Linked DNA regions of Homo sapiens: region 2 is linked to region 1. The links are chromatin loops, found by intact Hi-C in ENCODE. Cell type or tissue: mammary epithelial cell. All regions are shown on one strand.

Region 1 (8,000 bases):
TGGCTTTATTGTGCCTCACAGATATTGTGAATTTTACAAATTGAACGTTTGTGGTACCCCTGTGTCGGGCTAGTCTATTGGTGCCATTTTTTTTTCAAACAGAGTGTGCTTACTTCGTGTTTCTGTGTCACATTTTGGTAATCCTCACAGTATTTAAATTTTTTTCATTAATATTAAAAGTAATGGCCAAAACAACAATTACTTTTGCACCAACCTAATATGATTATCTGTTCTGGTGATCTGTGATCATAGATCTTTGATGTTTCTATTGTAATTGTTTTGGAGCACCCATGAAAGATGGTGAACTTAATGGATAAATGTGTGTGTTCTTTTCCTTTTCTTTTTTTTTTTTGAGACAGAATCTCTCTCCGTAGCGAAGTACAATGGCATGATCTCAGCTTACTGCAACCTCCACCTCCCAAGTTCAAGCAATTCTCCTGCCTCAGCCCCCTGAGTAGCTGGGATTACAGGCACGTACCACCACACCCAGCTAATTTATGTATTTTTAGTAGAGGTGGGGTTTTGCCATATTGGCCAGGTTGGTCTCGAACTCCTGGCCTCAAGTGATCCACCTGCCTCCCAAAGTGCTGGGATTACAGGCATGAGCCACTGCACTCAGCCCTGCTGTCAGAGGCCTTTGTACCAGAGCAACTCCATCTCGAATAGGGGCTGGTTAACCTGAGGCTGAAACCTGCTGGGCTACATTTCCAGTAAGTTAAGGTATTCTTAGTCACAGAATGAGATAGGAGGTCGCTGTAAAGACTTTGCTGATCAAACAGGTTGCAGTAAGGAAGCCAACCAAAACCCACCAAAACCAAGATGGCAACGAGAGTGATCTCCAGTCGTCCTCACTGCTACACTCCCACCAGTGCCATGACAGTTTACAAATGCTGTGGCAACATCAGGAAGTTACCCTATATAGTCTCAAAGGGGAGGCATAAATAATCCACCCGTTGTTTAGCATATATCATCAAGAAATAACCATAAAAAATGGGCAACAAGCAACCCTTGGGGCTGCTCTGTCTTTGGAGTAGCCATTCTTTTATTTCTTTACTTTCTTAAACTTGCTTTCACTTTATGGACTTGCCCTGATTTCTTTCTTGCGTGAGATCCAAGAACCCTCTCTTGGGATCTGAATCGTGATCCCTTTCCAGTAACACTAAGAGGGTTTTGAGTGGAAGATTGAAATGACCTGACCTTTTTTTTTTTTTTTAAAGAATCACTCTGGCTTTTCTGTTGAGAAGAGACCAAAGGAAGCAAGGAGGGATAAGGAGGTTAGTTCAAAGACCTTTGCAATGAAAGAGTTAAGGACGTGCCACCCCCAAATATGCCAGTTTGGCATACTGATTATTTCAAGCTGAAGGTACTTGAGAGACTGTCATTGCAGGAAGAGCTAGCTCACTGTTTCACAGTGGACAGGGTCTATGCAAACCTGCGGCCAAGGAAGCTGAGAGGTGGAAGAAAGAGGCTGACACATCCAGTTTCTTAGGAAGAAACGTTTACTAGGGACTTAGAACAGAAGCCATGTCTGTATCTCAGGAAGCAGTGAGACAAGATGGTGGATCCCCGCACCATTACCCCTCAAACCCAGGGCTTATATACCCCAGGAGAGGAGTGATTCAGAAGGGACGTGGAGAACAACTTAAGTATGATAACATCAAGGCCACTTGACCTAAGGGCAGGATTTACAGTCAGTACGTGCTCTTACACAAGGAACAATAGATAAACTGGAAGTCTTACAAGACTTCCTGGAACTGGCGTTAATCAGAAACCAGCATGGATTAGCATCCAGGATGGAGTTGCTTTGCCCTCCCCACTGACGTGTCCATTCCTACCTTTAGGAAGCCATAAAAATTCCTTTGAGAAAGATGCCTTCCCTTTTTTTTTTTTTCTTTTTTGAGACGGAGTCTTGCTCTGTCGTCCAGGCTGGAGTGCAGTGGCGCAATCTCGGCTCACTGCAACCTCCACCTCCCGGGTTGCAGTGAGGCAACCCGGGTTCAAGCAATTCTCTAGCCTCAGCCTCCCGAATAGCAGGGATTACAGGTGCGTGCCACCACGCATGGCTAATTTTTGTATTTTTAGTAGAGACGGGGTTTTACCACGTTGGCCAGGCTGGTCTGGAACTCCTGACCTCAGGTGTGATCTAGCCGCCTCCGCCTCCCAAAGTGCTGAGATTACAGACATGGGCCACCGCGCCCGGCCGATGCCTTCCTTTAGTAGAAAGAGAAAATAACCCTTATCTCCAGAGACTGGGAATTGATGCTACAATGGACCTATACAGATAAACTTACTAAACGAACACTTACCTTTCACTAGCTTTGCACTTCACTGATACAGGAGTTTAGAAGAAATCACTTAGGCAGATAGTAGGAGTATGGGAATCCTCAGTAAGGCTTTTCTTTTTCATGAAAAGCAGCCCCAAATCATTTTCTAACAAAGAGCATTCTGTAAAGCCGAGCTGCAGACACAGACAAGCAAGCTGGGAGCTTGCACGAGTGAACGCAGGGAGGAACTTCGGAGTACACATGTTCAAATTGGAGGCTCCATCTTCCCTTCCCTTTGTCAGCCACGTGTACTGTAAGGAGCAGACAAGATGGTGTTGATCAACTAGAAAGTCTATTTCCATAATAAGATTAGGGTGGGGTAACCAGGCTTCCCCTGCGCACAGTGTAAACGTCATACCTGATCAAACCAATCTATGAGCCCTATGTAAATCAGACACCGTCTCCTCAGACCTGACTATAAACTTCGGCGCATCCACTGCCGGCTGGTCCTTTCCACTCGCAGATCCATTTCTCTATAGAGAAAGCTGTTTCTCTTTCCCTTCTCTTCTGCCTATTAAACCTCTGCTCCTACACTCCTTGTGTGTGTCAGTGTCCTAAATTTTCCTGGCGCCTGACGACAAACCCCGGGTTTATACCGCAGACAGTGGTATGGTCCCTTCATCACCATATATCTCCTAGTGATTCCCCCGCAATTTACTGCCCCTAGTCCAAATCCCTTTGTCTTATCATTTCTTCATAAATTTATCATTTCTTTGTCCAAAAGGTATAAAAGCTTTCTGTTCTGGCCATTTTCTTCAGGTCGTCGCCCCTTTCATCTTGTGAGAGTCTTCATGTGCAAGTAAAAATTAGTAACACTTGTATGCTTTTCTGTTAATCTGGTTTATGTCCATTTAATTCTTAGACTTAGCTTTAGACGATCCCAAGGGAGTAGAGGAGAATTTATCCTCCCATCAGCAATAATCCAGGCTAGAGATGATGGTGATTTATATTAGAGGAAAGCAATGCAGGTGGTGAAAAGTGGTCAGATTCTGCATAGACAGTGTTTTGGATTTGCTAGTGGGTTAGTTGTGGAGTGTGCACGTGTGTGTGAGAGAAAGATTGAGAGAGAATGTGTTATAGATTATACCAAATCTTTCTTAAGCTTTAAGCCTGAACTATTTATGACCAATGATAAGTATTTCCATCATATCTTACAACTAAAGAAATGTGCCAGGCCGGTCGCGGTGGCTCATGCCTGTAATCCCAGCACTTTGGGAGGCCGAGGCCGGCGGATTGCCTGAGCTCAGGAGTTCGGAACCAGCCTGGGCAACACGGTGAAATCTCGTCTGTACTAAAATACAAAAAATCAGCCGGCCTTGGCGGCATGCGCCTGTAGTCCCAGCTACTCAGGAGCCTGAGGCAGGAGAATCGCTTGAACCCAGGAGGCAGAGGTTGCAGTGAGCTGAGATCGTGCCACTGCACTCCAGCCTGGGCTATGCAGCGAGACTCCGTCTCAAAAAAAAAAAAAAAAAAGGTACCAGTGTGTAGTAACATTGTGGGTGAGAATCTTTGCTCTTTATACATAACTGTTTAAGTTTCAGTTTTGTTTTTGCTTTTACTGTTTTAGCTGAAGCACACTTGGCCGATGTTAAGCTAAATTATCAGTAGATGGCACCACAGTCTTAGTTAGCTGAAGATTTCTGGGTTTTGCAGGGAGTGAGGATTCTAGTGTCAGTTGTCGGATGTTTAGGTGTGACTCAGTGACCTATGCTTAAAAGTTTGCCCGGTTACTAACTGAGGGAGCAACAAGTACAAACTGCAGATAGGGAATTGAAAAAAGGAAACACACAAATTTACACAGACACGGTGCCCATAGATTTGTTGCAAGGGCAGTTTGGTAGAGAGAAGCTAGAAGGAAGCTGAAGCTCCAGAAAACCCAAAACTACAAACTTCCTTCAAAAGTCTAGGGAGAGGCCGGGTGCGGTGGCTCAGGCCTGTAATCCCAGCACTTTGGGAGGCCGAAGTGGGTGGATCACTTGAGGCCAGAAGTTTGAGACCAGCCTGGCCAACATGGCGAAACCTGTCTCTACTGAAAATACAAAAAATTAGCTGGGTGTGGTGGCGGGTGCCTGTAATCCCAGCTATTGGGGAGGCTGAGGTGGGAGAATCACTTGAACCTGGGAGGCAGAGGTTGCAGTGAGCTGAGATAGCGCTACTGCACTCCATCCTGGGTGACAGAGTGAAACTCTGTCTCAAAAAAAATAAAGAAGACAAATAATAGCAAGTGTTGGCTAGGATGTGGAGCAATTGGAGATCTCATACAATGATGGTGGAAATGTAAAATGACACAACTATTTTGTTTTATTTTATTTCTGAGACAGAGCCTCACCCTGTCGTCCAGGCTGGAGTGTGGTTGCACGATCTCAGCTCACTGCAACCTCCACCTCCCGGGTTCAAGTGATTCTTCTGTCTCAGCCTCCTGAGTAACTGGGATTACAGGCACACGCCACCATGTCCGACTAATTTTTGTATTTTTAGTAGAGACACGGTTTCACCATGTTGGCCAGGCTGTTCTTGAACTCCTGACCTCAGGTGATCCTCCCACCTTGGCCTCCCAAAGTGCTGGGATTACAGGCATGAGCCATGGTGCCCAGCAGGCACAACCATTTTAGAAAAAGTTTGCAGTTAATCATACACCTACCATATGATCTAGCCATTGCACTCCTAGGTATTTATGCAAAGGAAAGAAAGCCTAAGTCTGTACAAAGACTTGTACACAAATGTTCAAAACAGCTTTATTTGTAATAGTAAAAGAAAGAAAGAACTCAAATGTTCATCAACATGTAAATGGATAAACATGGGAGCTTATCTATATGTACAATGAAACACTACTTAGCAATATAAAGGAATGAATTATTGATGCAGGAAACATGGATGAATAAAAATAATTACTAATGAAAGAAATAAGACAAAAACCGTATAAACTCTATACAATTGCATGCATATGAAAATCTAGAAAAAGCAAAGTAATCTGTAGCGACAGAAAGCCAAGAATGGTTGTGGTAGAAGGGAGAAGGACTGGACGGGTGCCGTGGCTCATGCCTGTAAACCCAGCACTTCGGGAGGCTGAGGTGGGCAGATCACTTGAGGTCAGGAATTAGAGACCAGCCTGGCTAACATGGTGAAACGCTGTCTCTACTAAAAATATAAAAATTAGCCAGGTGTGGTGGTTCACGCCTGTAATCCCAGGTACTCGGGAGGCTGAGGCATGAGAATTGCTTGAACCCGGGAGGAGAAGGTTGCAGTGAGCCAAGATCGCGCCACTGCACTCCAGCCTGGGCGACAGAGTGAGACTCTGTCTCATGAAACAAACAAACAAACAAAAAAACAGAACAAAAAGATAAAAAAAAAAAAGTAGGGGAAGAACTGGAGGGAGGAATTACACAGGAGCACTGAATATATTCACTATCTTGATTTTGGTGATGGTTTCATGAGTATATACTGTAAAGGAACATAAAAACTCTCAAAACCCCCAAACTCATTATGCCAAAGGGAAAATTAAGCCTGCTTACTTCACAACCTTGTGTCAAAGCGCTATACATTAGCCAGATCCCTACAAAAGGAAAAGGTCTCAGGCATTTCCAGATAACTGCCCTCACAAATCGCGCCTAAGAAAATTCTTTCCTGGCTCCTAAACCTTTCAAGGTGTATAATAAATCCTCCCATAAACAAGGACATGTCAACTGTCACTTTAAGTCTGTGACTTAAGTCTAACTCCTTGTCCAGGAACCTAAAGTCTGGTAAATTTCACACCGACTGTGTCAATTATAAGCCTTATCTTCCCAAGTGCAAAAACAAAGATGACATCCATTATTCTTCTACCTATCCTGAGAAGTCTGAATAATGAATTCTTCCTTTACTCCCTATTTTCGAATGTTTGCCTTATCTCATGTATAGCATAGATGTACTGGGCACTAATTAAAATCTCACAAGAATGTCATCATTTGCTTCACGCCTATCTCCCTTTTCCTGCATGTCTTTTCTCTTAAAGCAATGTGTAAATACCGAGTCTCCTGAAGCCTTTCCCAAGGAGCACGGGCCACAGACTCATGTTTCTGTGACTCAGGGTTTTCCTGGGCACACCTTTAAGCTCTGGCTCAATAAACCTGGATTGATTGAGATTCTTGCCTCAGTCTCTCATTTGGGTTGACAATACATATGTCAGGACATTAGACTGTACTCTGTAAACATGCAAAGTTGCCAATGTGAAGTCAAATATACCTCAATAAAGCTGTTAAAAGTAAATTTTTTAAATGAGATACTGATATGTAATGTTTGTTATTTTACTCATGTATTTATTTGCCTTTTCTTTCATTTAACAGAGTTTATTGAGTGTCTGTGCCAGAGGCTAAAAGAGGTATGACATGGTCTGCTTTCAAGTCTAGGCAGTGACGGTTCTGCTTGATATGCTTGTTGTACATGCCCATAGGAAGCTAAGAAAATAGGAAGATTAGCGTGTAGGCTGGCATGTTGGGGAAGGCTTTTCAGAGGACCTTAACGTTGAACTGAGTTCTGAAGGACGAGTAGGTGGTTTGGACAGTGAGGAGCGGTTAGCAGTGGCAGCTTTCTGTCTTCAACAAGGCCTAGGGATGAGAGAACAAGGCGCTGTGGGAGGAAAACAAATTGCAGCAGAGAGGGGAGAAGAGGAGTGTTTTGAAAAGAGGCAGGATAGGTTAAGTCGGGACTGATCAGCATGGGCCAGGAAAGCTGTGGTCAGGAATCCGGCTGTACCATTGAAGGTCTGGGGAGCTAGAGCAGGTTTTAAGCAAGGGAGAACACAGATAGCCTGCTGATGAACAGCACAGGCCAATCGAGTGGAGCAAGAGAAACCATCTTGCCCTTAGATTGGCTAGCATTACGGTTAAACGAGTGTATTTAATTAGTCTCCAAGTCCTGCTAATAGCTCATCCTTAATCATTTTCAAATGTTCCAATTCTTTCCATCCCTATCGCAGTTACCTTAGTTCTGTCTCCATTATTGTTTGCTTGGATTACCATAATATCCTCCAATGGCGGTTTCCTTGTCTTCAGTCTTGCCCCGCCTTTAACTCTTTGCTACCTGCAGCATAAAACATTTTTCTAAAATTCAAGTTTGATCCTCTCACCTTTAACTGAAAACCTGATCTGCTGCTCATCAACACTATCTCTGTGTTTCTAATAATGATCATCACTGTAATAGCATACTTAGCAAGCATTTACTACATGCCAGGAACTGGGCTAAACAAGATGTGCTTTTATCTTATTAAATCTTCCTAAAACATTATTACTATCATCACTATTTTACAGATGAAGAAACTGATTATTAAGAAGGTTTAGCAATGTGTCCAAGATCATACAGTTAATAAGTGTAATTGAATAACTTGTTGAAAAACCAAAAAACCCTTAAAGACAAAGTTGTGTAGGGAATAGAATTTTTTACTTGCACCTGCAAGAGGGACCGATTATTAGAGAACTGGCTTTGTAAACAAAAATGTAGGGCAGGTATTTAAAGTAAAAAAATCACAAGGATAGACAACAGCTCAAATTGTTATCAGTTCACAAGTCTGCTTGGATGTATGTGGGTCAATTTTGTTAAAATCTAGACGGTCCTTTCTATTAAGACATTACAATGCATCAACACCAAACAACAGAAAAGAAAATCCATATATCCCTGTTTTTCATGCTTTGTCTGGGACTA
Region 2 (8,000 bases), 1.0 Mb after region 1:
TTGTGCCTCAGCCTCCCAAGTAGTTGGGACTACAGGCGTGAGCCACCACGTCCAGCTAATTTTTGTGTTTTTAGTAGGGACATGGTTTCACCATCTTGGCCAGATTGTTCTGGAACTCCTGGCCTCAAGTGATCCGCCCACCTCAGCCTCCCAAAGTGCTGGGATTACATGCTGAGCCACCGCGCCTGGCCCATAAAATTCTTATTAATTACAAAAATAAAAATAGTAACTTTGCAGTAGAAAAACTTGGTGGACAGCATCTTAACCAAGTTAACATTACCAGTGAGGACAAACTGGTCTCATGTATCTCTTGATATGAAGCACTGAGAGGACACATCACATCTGTTGTTTTCCTGCTAAAAGTGAAATCTATCTGAGTATTTGGGGTTACATGACAAACTAAATACATTTTTAAAAGTGTAATCTAATCATGAGGAAATAACAGACAAACCCAAACTCAGGAACATTCTATAGAATACCTGGCCTATATTTGGCAGGGCACGGTGGCTTACACCTGTAATCCCAGTACTTCGGAAGGCCGAGGCAGGCGGATCAGGAGGTCAGGAGATCAAGATTATCCTGGCTAACACGGTGAAACCCTGTTTCTACTAAAAATACAAAAAATTAGCCGGGCTTGGTGGCGGGCGCCTGTAGTCCCAGCTACTCGGGAAGCTGAGGCAGAATGACATGAACCTGGGAGGCAGAGCTGGCAATGAGCCAAGATTGCACCACTGCACTCCAGCCTGGGCGACAGAGCGAGACTCTGTCTCAAAAAAAAAAAAAAAAAAAATTACCTGGCCTGTATTCTTCAAAAATGTTAAATTCAGCTGGGCGCAGTGGCTCACGCCTGTAATCCCAGCACTTTGAGAGGCCAAGACGGGTGGATCACAAGGTCAGGAGTTCGAGACCAGCCTGGCCAATATGGTGAAAGCCCATCTCCTCTAAAAATACAAAAATTAGCTGGGCTTGGTGGCGGGCACCTGTAGTCCCAACTACTCGGGAGCTGAGGCATGAAAATCACTTGGGAAGCGGAGGTTGCAGTGAGCCAAGATCATGCCATTGCACTCCAGCCTGGGTGACAGAGTGAGACTCCGTCTCAAAAAAAAAAAAAAAGTTAAGCTCATGAAAGACAAAGACAGACTAAAGAACTGTTCCAGGTTAAAGGATAGAAACACATGATAAGTAAATGCAATGTGCGCTGGACTTAGGCCACAATTTATTCTTTCTTTTTTTTGGCTATAAAGGATATTATTGAGATAACCGTTAAATGAATAACATCTGTAGATTAGATCATCATACTGTAGCTGCTAATTTTTCTGTTTTGACCATTGCACTGTGGTTATGTAAGAAAATATCCATGTCCTTGAAAATATACACTGAAGTATTTGAGGAAAAAGACACATCGTGTCTGTAACTTATACTCAAATGGTTCAGAGATGAGAGAGAGGGAGAAAGAATGATAGAGCAGAAGCAATGTGATAAAAATGTTAAAAGAATCTAGGTGAAGGGTAAACTAGAGTTCTTTTAAAATACTTATGACTTTTCTGTAAGTCTGAATATATTTCAAATAAATTGAAGTTTTGGAAGAAATGTAAATTAAAATGAGATATTACTACACACCTGTTAGAATGGTCAACATCGAGACACTGACCACAAATGCTGACAAGGATGTGGAGCAACTGGAACTCTCGCTCATGGTAGGTGGGAAGGCAAAAGGGTACAGCCACTTTATAGTTTGACAGTTTTTCTTGCAAAACTAAACTTATACGAACCAGCAGCACACTCCTTGGTATTTACCTAAATGAGTTGAAAACTTATGTCCACACACAAACCTGCTACAGAGCAGCTTTATTCACAATTGCCAACACTTGGAAACAACCAAGACGTCCTTCAGTAGGTGAACAGATCGACAAATGTGACAATGGAGTATTATGCAGCACTAAAAAGAAATTAGCTATCAGGCTATGAAAAGACATAGAGGGACCTTAAGGGCATTCACCAAATGAAAGAAGTCAACTAAAAAGGCTACATATTGGCTGGGTGCAGTGGCTCTTATGCCTGTAATCCAAGCACTTTCGGAGGCAGAGGCAGGCAGATCACTTGAGGCCAGGAGTTCGAGACCAACCTGGCCAACATGGTGAAACCCCATCTCTACTACAAACACAAAAATTAGCTGGGTGTGGTGACACGTGCCTGTAGTCCCAGCTACTTGGGAGGCTGAGGCATGAGAATCGCCTGAACTCAGGAGGTGGAGGTTGCATTGAGCCAAGATCGTGCCATTGCACTCCAGCCTGGGGACACAGCAAGACTCCATCTCAAAAAGAAAAAAATATATATATATGGAGACATATTTTGAGATTATGTAGATATCCTAGTCAAGAATTTTTTACCCATCAATGTCCATTGATGATTCTGAATGATTCCTTTGTTTTGTCAATTGCTGATGTTTTCATTTCATCATTTCTTCTACACTTATTTGTTGGCATCCTACTATAAGCATTTTTTCTTATCATTTATTTATTTATTCATTCATTCATTCATTCATTCATTCATATGTTTGGATTCCTGTGTTCCTATTTTATTCAATGGATTGTATAATCCGTTGCCATTATTTTAAATTTTATGTTAATTTTTATGTTTAACTGTCCCAGATTTTGCCAGTGGGAGACCCTTCGAGCTGCCTCCTGGTTCTTCTGACATGTCACTTGAGCCTAAGAGTTTGAGACCAGTCTGAGCAACATAGTGATACCCCATCTCTAAAAACAAAAACAAAACTACATATCATATGATTCCAACTATGTATATGACATTCTGAAAAAGGTAAAACTTTGACACATTAAAAAGATCAGTGGTGGCTCACGCTTGTAATTCCAGCACATTGGGAGGCCAAGGTGGGCAGATCACTTGAACCCAGGAGTTTGAGACCAGTCTGGGCAACATAGTGAGATCCTGTCTCTACAAAAGATACAAAATTAGCCAGGCATGGTGGCAGGTAGTCCTAGCTACTCAGGATGCTGAGGTACGGGAATCACTTGAACCCTGGAGGCGGAGGTTTCAGTGAGAGGAGATCACACCACTGCACTCCATCCTGGGTGACAGAATGAGACTCTGTCTCAAAAAAAAGAAAAAAAGAAAAGAAAAAACAAAACAAAACAAAACCCATGTATGAGATTAGAGCCCCAAGTCCAGAGAGGAGCAGTTTCTCAAACTCTTGCTTCAAACAGCCAAAGTAAAGATTAATGTCTATTAAATTAAAAAAAAAAAAAAAAAAAAGCCGGGCATGGTGGCTCATGCCTGTAATCCTAGCACTTTGGGAGGCCGAGGCGGGAGGATCACAAGGTCAGGAGTTCAAGACCAGCCTGGCCAACATGGTGAAACCCATCTCTACTGAAAATACAAAAATTAGCCAGGCATGGTGGCGGGCACCTGTAATCCCAGCTACTCGGGAGGCTGAGGCAGGAGAATCGCTTGAACCCGGGAGGCCAAGGCTTCAGTGAGCTGAGATCACTCCACTGCACTCCAGCCTGGGCAACAGAGCAAGACTCTGTCTCAAAATAAAATAAAATAAAAGCCTAGCTGTTTTTTTTCTTAATTTTTCTTCTCTGTCTTTTCCATTTTTTCCATCTAAAAATTTAAAGTTTAAGAAGAAATACATTGTTATTAAGGAACCACCAATATCCACTTTATCCATCTAACAAAATGATAGCACCAGCCCACTAGTAGCAGTTGGCCACCTAGGATAGTTTGCCAGTAGTGGTAACCAAGGGCCAGGTCCACCCTTCCTCTCAGCTTTGGTGTATTATCTGGCAGTGGAGCTGGGCTCCACACAGAAGAGAGATCCCCAGCTCCCACACTTCGCATTACTATTTGTTACCTGAGCCCCAGTTATACTGTGTGTGTTGCTTAGGTCTTTGGGCTCAACAGATTCCTTGGACAACATAACAACCAAACACAACACATAATTCCTTCAGCTTCTGCCAACAACTCACTGTTTATGGGGCTGTGATGTGGGCCATGGGGCCAGCCTGAGATCAGGAACAGATGGGACATGTAGGCTCCCAGGTAAAGTAATATCTAGGCACCCTTTAAAATCAATATTCTTGAAATAGTTGCTCAACATGAATTTATTTTATTGGGTTTTTTTATTTGTTTTTGAGACAGGGTCTCTGTCACCCAGTGGCACAAACGGCTCACTGCAGCCTCAACCTTCTGGGCTCAAGTGATCCTCCTACCTTGGCCTCCCAAAGTGCTGGGATTACAGGCATGAGCCACTGCACCTGGCCTCAACATGTATTTAGAGCACGGAGGGATGAACAAAATAGTCAGACTTCTGGGGGAGAGCTGGCAATCTTTCCATTGTATCTGCGCTCTTCAGTTTTGGGGAGAGAGTTGTGTATATTTACTACTCATCAAGTAAAAGGACGTGGAATCAGCTGGAACAGGTTTCACTGGAAAGCTGTTTAGGGATCATTTATTGTTGCTCAAGAGTGCCCTCTAAGGGTTTCAAACTATGATAAGTGACTAACCACATTCTGTGCTCTGCAGGAGTTCCGGCAAACACAACTTTCTCCATATCACTATGGTTTCAGAGATGCCTAAGTGCTCATTGATACTTTAGCATCCCTTACAGGATGGCAACACCGGCAGCTCCCCGGCCAGCCCCCCTTATCCTGCTCTGCTGGGAAGAACAGTCTACAATGCGGCCGCCCCATGGTCAAGTTGCCCTTGCTCCTTGATTCTGTTATTCTCCTTTTCTTAAAAAAAAAAAAAAAAAAAAAAAAAAATCAAAGCAAATTTCTCCAACCTTATCCACAATAGAACTCACGACCGAATCCAAGGGATAGACTACTGTCACAGCTCAATCTTGACCTGGGATCCCCCATATATAGGTGTTATATAGGTGTCTCTCTCTCTCTCTTTTTTTTTTTTTTTTTTTTTTTTGAGACAGAGTCTCGCTCTGTAGCCCAGGCTGGAGTGCAGTGGCGCGATCTCGGCCCACTGTAAGCTCCGCCTCCCGGGTTCAAGCGATTCTCCTGCCTCAGCCTCCCTAGTAGCTGGGACTACAGGCGCCCTCCACCACGCCTCGCTAATTTTTGTATTTTTAGTAGAGACGGGGTTTCACCGTTTTAGCCAGGACGGTCTCGATCTGATCTCGTGATCTGCCCGCCTCGGCCTCCCAAAGTGCTGGGATTACAGGCGTGAGCCACCGCGCCCGGCTAGGTGTCTCTTTATAAAATAGAGATCTGGCCGGGCGCGGTGGCTCACGCCTGTAATCTCAGCACTTTGGGAGGCCTAAGGCAGGTCAGGAGGTCAGGAGTTCAAGACCAGCCTGGCCAAGATGGTGAAACCCCGTCTCTACTAAAAATACAAAAAATTAGCCGGGCATGGTGGCGGGCGCCTGTAATCCCAGCTACTCGGGAGGCTGAGGCAGAGAACTGCTTAAACCTGAAGGGGCGGAGGTGGCAGTGAGCCGAGATCGCGCCATTGTACTCCCGACTGGACGACAAAGCAAGACTCCGTCTCAAAAAAATAAAATAAAATAGAGATCCGGGCCGGGCGCCATAGCTCACGCCTGTAATCCCAGCAGTTTGGGACGCCAAGGCGGGTGCATCACCTGAGGTCAGGAGTTCAAGACCAGCCTGGCCAACAAGGTGAAACCCTGTCTCTACTAAAAATATAAAAATTAGCCAGGCATGGTGGTGGGCACCTGTAATCCCAGCTACTCCAGAGGCTGAGGCACAAGAATCACTTGAACCCGGGAGGCAGAGGCTGCAGTGAACGGAGATTGTGCCACTGCCCTGCCTGGGCAACAAAGAGAGACTCCGTCTCAAAAAATAATAATAATAAAATAAAATAGAGATCCACTGTTTGTAGTCTGAGGTCCTATTAGTTTTATTTAAATTGTACCCTAAGCACTTCCCCTCCTTCCAAAACAGTTTTCACAGTAACAGCCAAAACCTGAGGGTTTAGTATCTGCTAGCCACTATTCTAGGAACTTTATAGAAATAATTTCATTCATATTCCATCACAGTTTTTCAGTGTAAGCATTGTAAATAATGCATCAAGAAACATCTTTGACTTGTTACTGAGAGTTCCATCTGTGATAAAGGGCAGATGTCATAGAAAACCCCTTTGGCAGGTGATTCAACTCGAAGGAGAGGGTGGGAGGAAGCAACATCTGAGAATCATGTGAGCTGTGTTTCGGAAATACACACATCTGTCCCACATCCTGCTGCCCTGTGGATTTGATATGCCTGAGGCTGCATGCTGGCAGGTGGGCTTGGGTGTATAATTTTCTCCCAAGTGATTCTCACTCATTCCATTTTTTTGCCTGTCCCTCATCCCCATTTTTAAAAATTATTTATTTATTTATTTATTTATTTATTTATTTATTTATTATTGAGATGAGTCTTGCTGTGTCACCAAGGCTGAGTGGCATGATCTCGGCTCACTGCAACCTCTGCCTCCCGGATTCAAGCAATTCTCCTGCCTCAGCCTCCCGAGTAGCTGCAACTACAGGGCTGTGCCACCATGCCCTGCTAATTTTTGTATTTTTAGTAGAGACAGGGTTTCGCCATGTTAGCTGGGCTGGTCTCGAACTACTGACCTCAGGTGATCCACCCACCTTGGCCTCCCAAAGTGCTGGGATTACAGGTGTGAGCCACCACACCCGGCCCCTGGTCCCCATTTTTATGAACCATTGTGATAAAGTTGAGGAAAGGCCATTAGTCTTAAGGGTTGCACTCAGGCGCAGTACCACAGCCCTGTGCAGCCAAGACTTCAGTGCTCTGCCTGCTCCCTGTGACAGCACACCCTCCTGCTGTCCACCCAGCTCCACAGGCTTCACTGAGAGGCTCTCAGGTAAGCCTCAGCCTGTTGTGGGCTGTCTAGACTGAAAGCAAAGATAGCTATCTGGCTGGAAAAGAGAAAGGAATTAAGAGATCCATAAAAAGGCTTTCTAAAACAGCCAAATGTTTATAAAGGAGAAAGGAAATTGGGAGCTGGCCAGGTCGTATTCCCGTTCTTTGCCTTCTCACACGACAGAGCAGTGTGGTTCCCAACCTGGTTTCCTACCTCCCCTTTCTTCCCCACCTGGGGACATGTGGCAAAGTCTGGAGACATTTTTGTTTGTCACAAACGGAGTGGTGATGGGGAGGTAGTGTTACTAGCATCTTGTGGGTAGAGGCCAGGGAAGCTGCTAAACATCCCAGGAGGCACAGTACAGCCCCCCAAACAATGATCTGGCCCAAAATGTCAATGGTGCCGAGGTTGGGAAGCCCCGCTCCAGAGCCTCCACTTCTCTGGCTACCCATTCCCCCACTCCCGCCACTCCTCAGACAGGGATGGAGGACAGCCAAGATTGTCAGCTGTGACTTTCTCTGCAACCCTGTCTTCTTTTCTCCTGTCCCCCTGTCCAGTGCTCTGCTTCCCTCAGGTCCAAGTGGAACGATGATGGCATCTGACCAGAAAGTTTCCTGGGCCCTGAGTAACTGCCTTAGATTCTTAGTATGTAGTGGGTGAATCTTTAGTAATAAGGTCCCTGGAGCAAAGTGATGCCTTATCTCTAGTATGAAATCTGGGAACTCACGGAGAGATAAAAATAGCCTCAATACCAGTGGACTGGGAACATGGTGCGTGATCTGCTGTTTGAAAATCCCTGTCCTTAAGTGGCCTTGCACCATGATTGCTAAACTTTTCCAGAGCCATCTCTATTTCTCTAGTGTAATTTAACATCTTTTTTGGCGGGGGCGGGGGTGAGTCAAGTTCATTCTTTTTTTTTTTTTTGAGACGGAGTCTCACTCTGTCACCCAGGCTGGAGTGCAGTGGCGCGATCTCGGCTCACTGCAACATCCGTCTCCCAGGTTCAAGCAATTCTCCAGCCTCAGCCTCCTGAGTAGCTGGGAATATAGGCACCCGCCACCGTGCCCGGCTAATTTTTGTATTTTTAGTAGAGACCGGGTTTTGCCACGCTGGCCAGGCTGGTCTCAAACTCCTGACCT

Evidence for each region. Peaks named below come from ENCODE experiments on the same cell type or tissue, not always from the same donor. Only the 100,000 strongest peaks of a DNase experiment are listed, where the experiment ranks them.
Region 2: a loop joins it to region 1, with 10 times the contacts of the local background. A loop is called at or near these places in 3 of 110 quality-filtered maps.

The regions. Positions count from the first base shown.
Region 1 is chr12:31,649,430-31,657,429 of GRCh38, forward strand. It overlaps LOC124902913 (a long non-coding RNA gene), which reads right to left and starts at 2,629. Exons shown (of 2, transcript XR_007063269.1): 1 at 2,307-2,629. It also overlaps a transcript of ETFBKMT not described here. RefSeq lists a silencer at 3,619-3,678 and an enhancer at 3,809-4,018. In mammary epithelial cell, a CTCF peak has its summit at 3,932 (motif pointing right); a DNase peak (open chromatin) is centred at 3,972; H3K4me3 peaks cover 343 bases; H3K27ac peaks cover 756 bases.
Region 2 is chr12:32,653,270-32,661,269 of GRCh38, forward strand. No RefSeq gene overlaps it. Among named protein-coding and RNA genes, the nearest start is that of DNM1L, 22 kb to the right of the region's middle. In mammary epithelial cell, a CTCF peak has its summit at 4,506; a DNase peak (open chromatin) is centred at 4,492.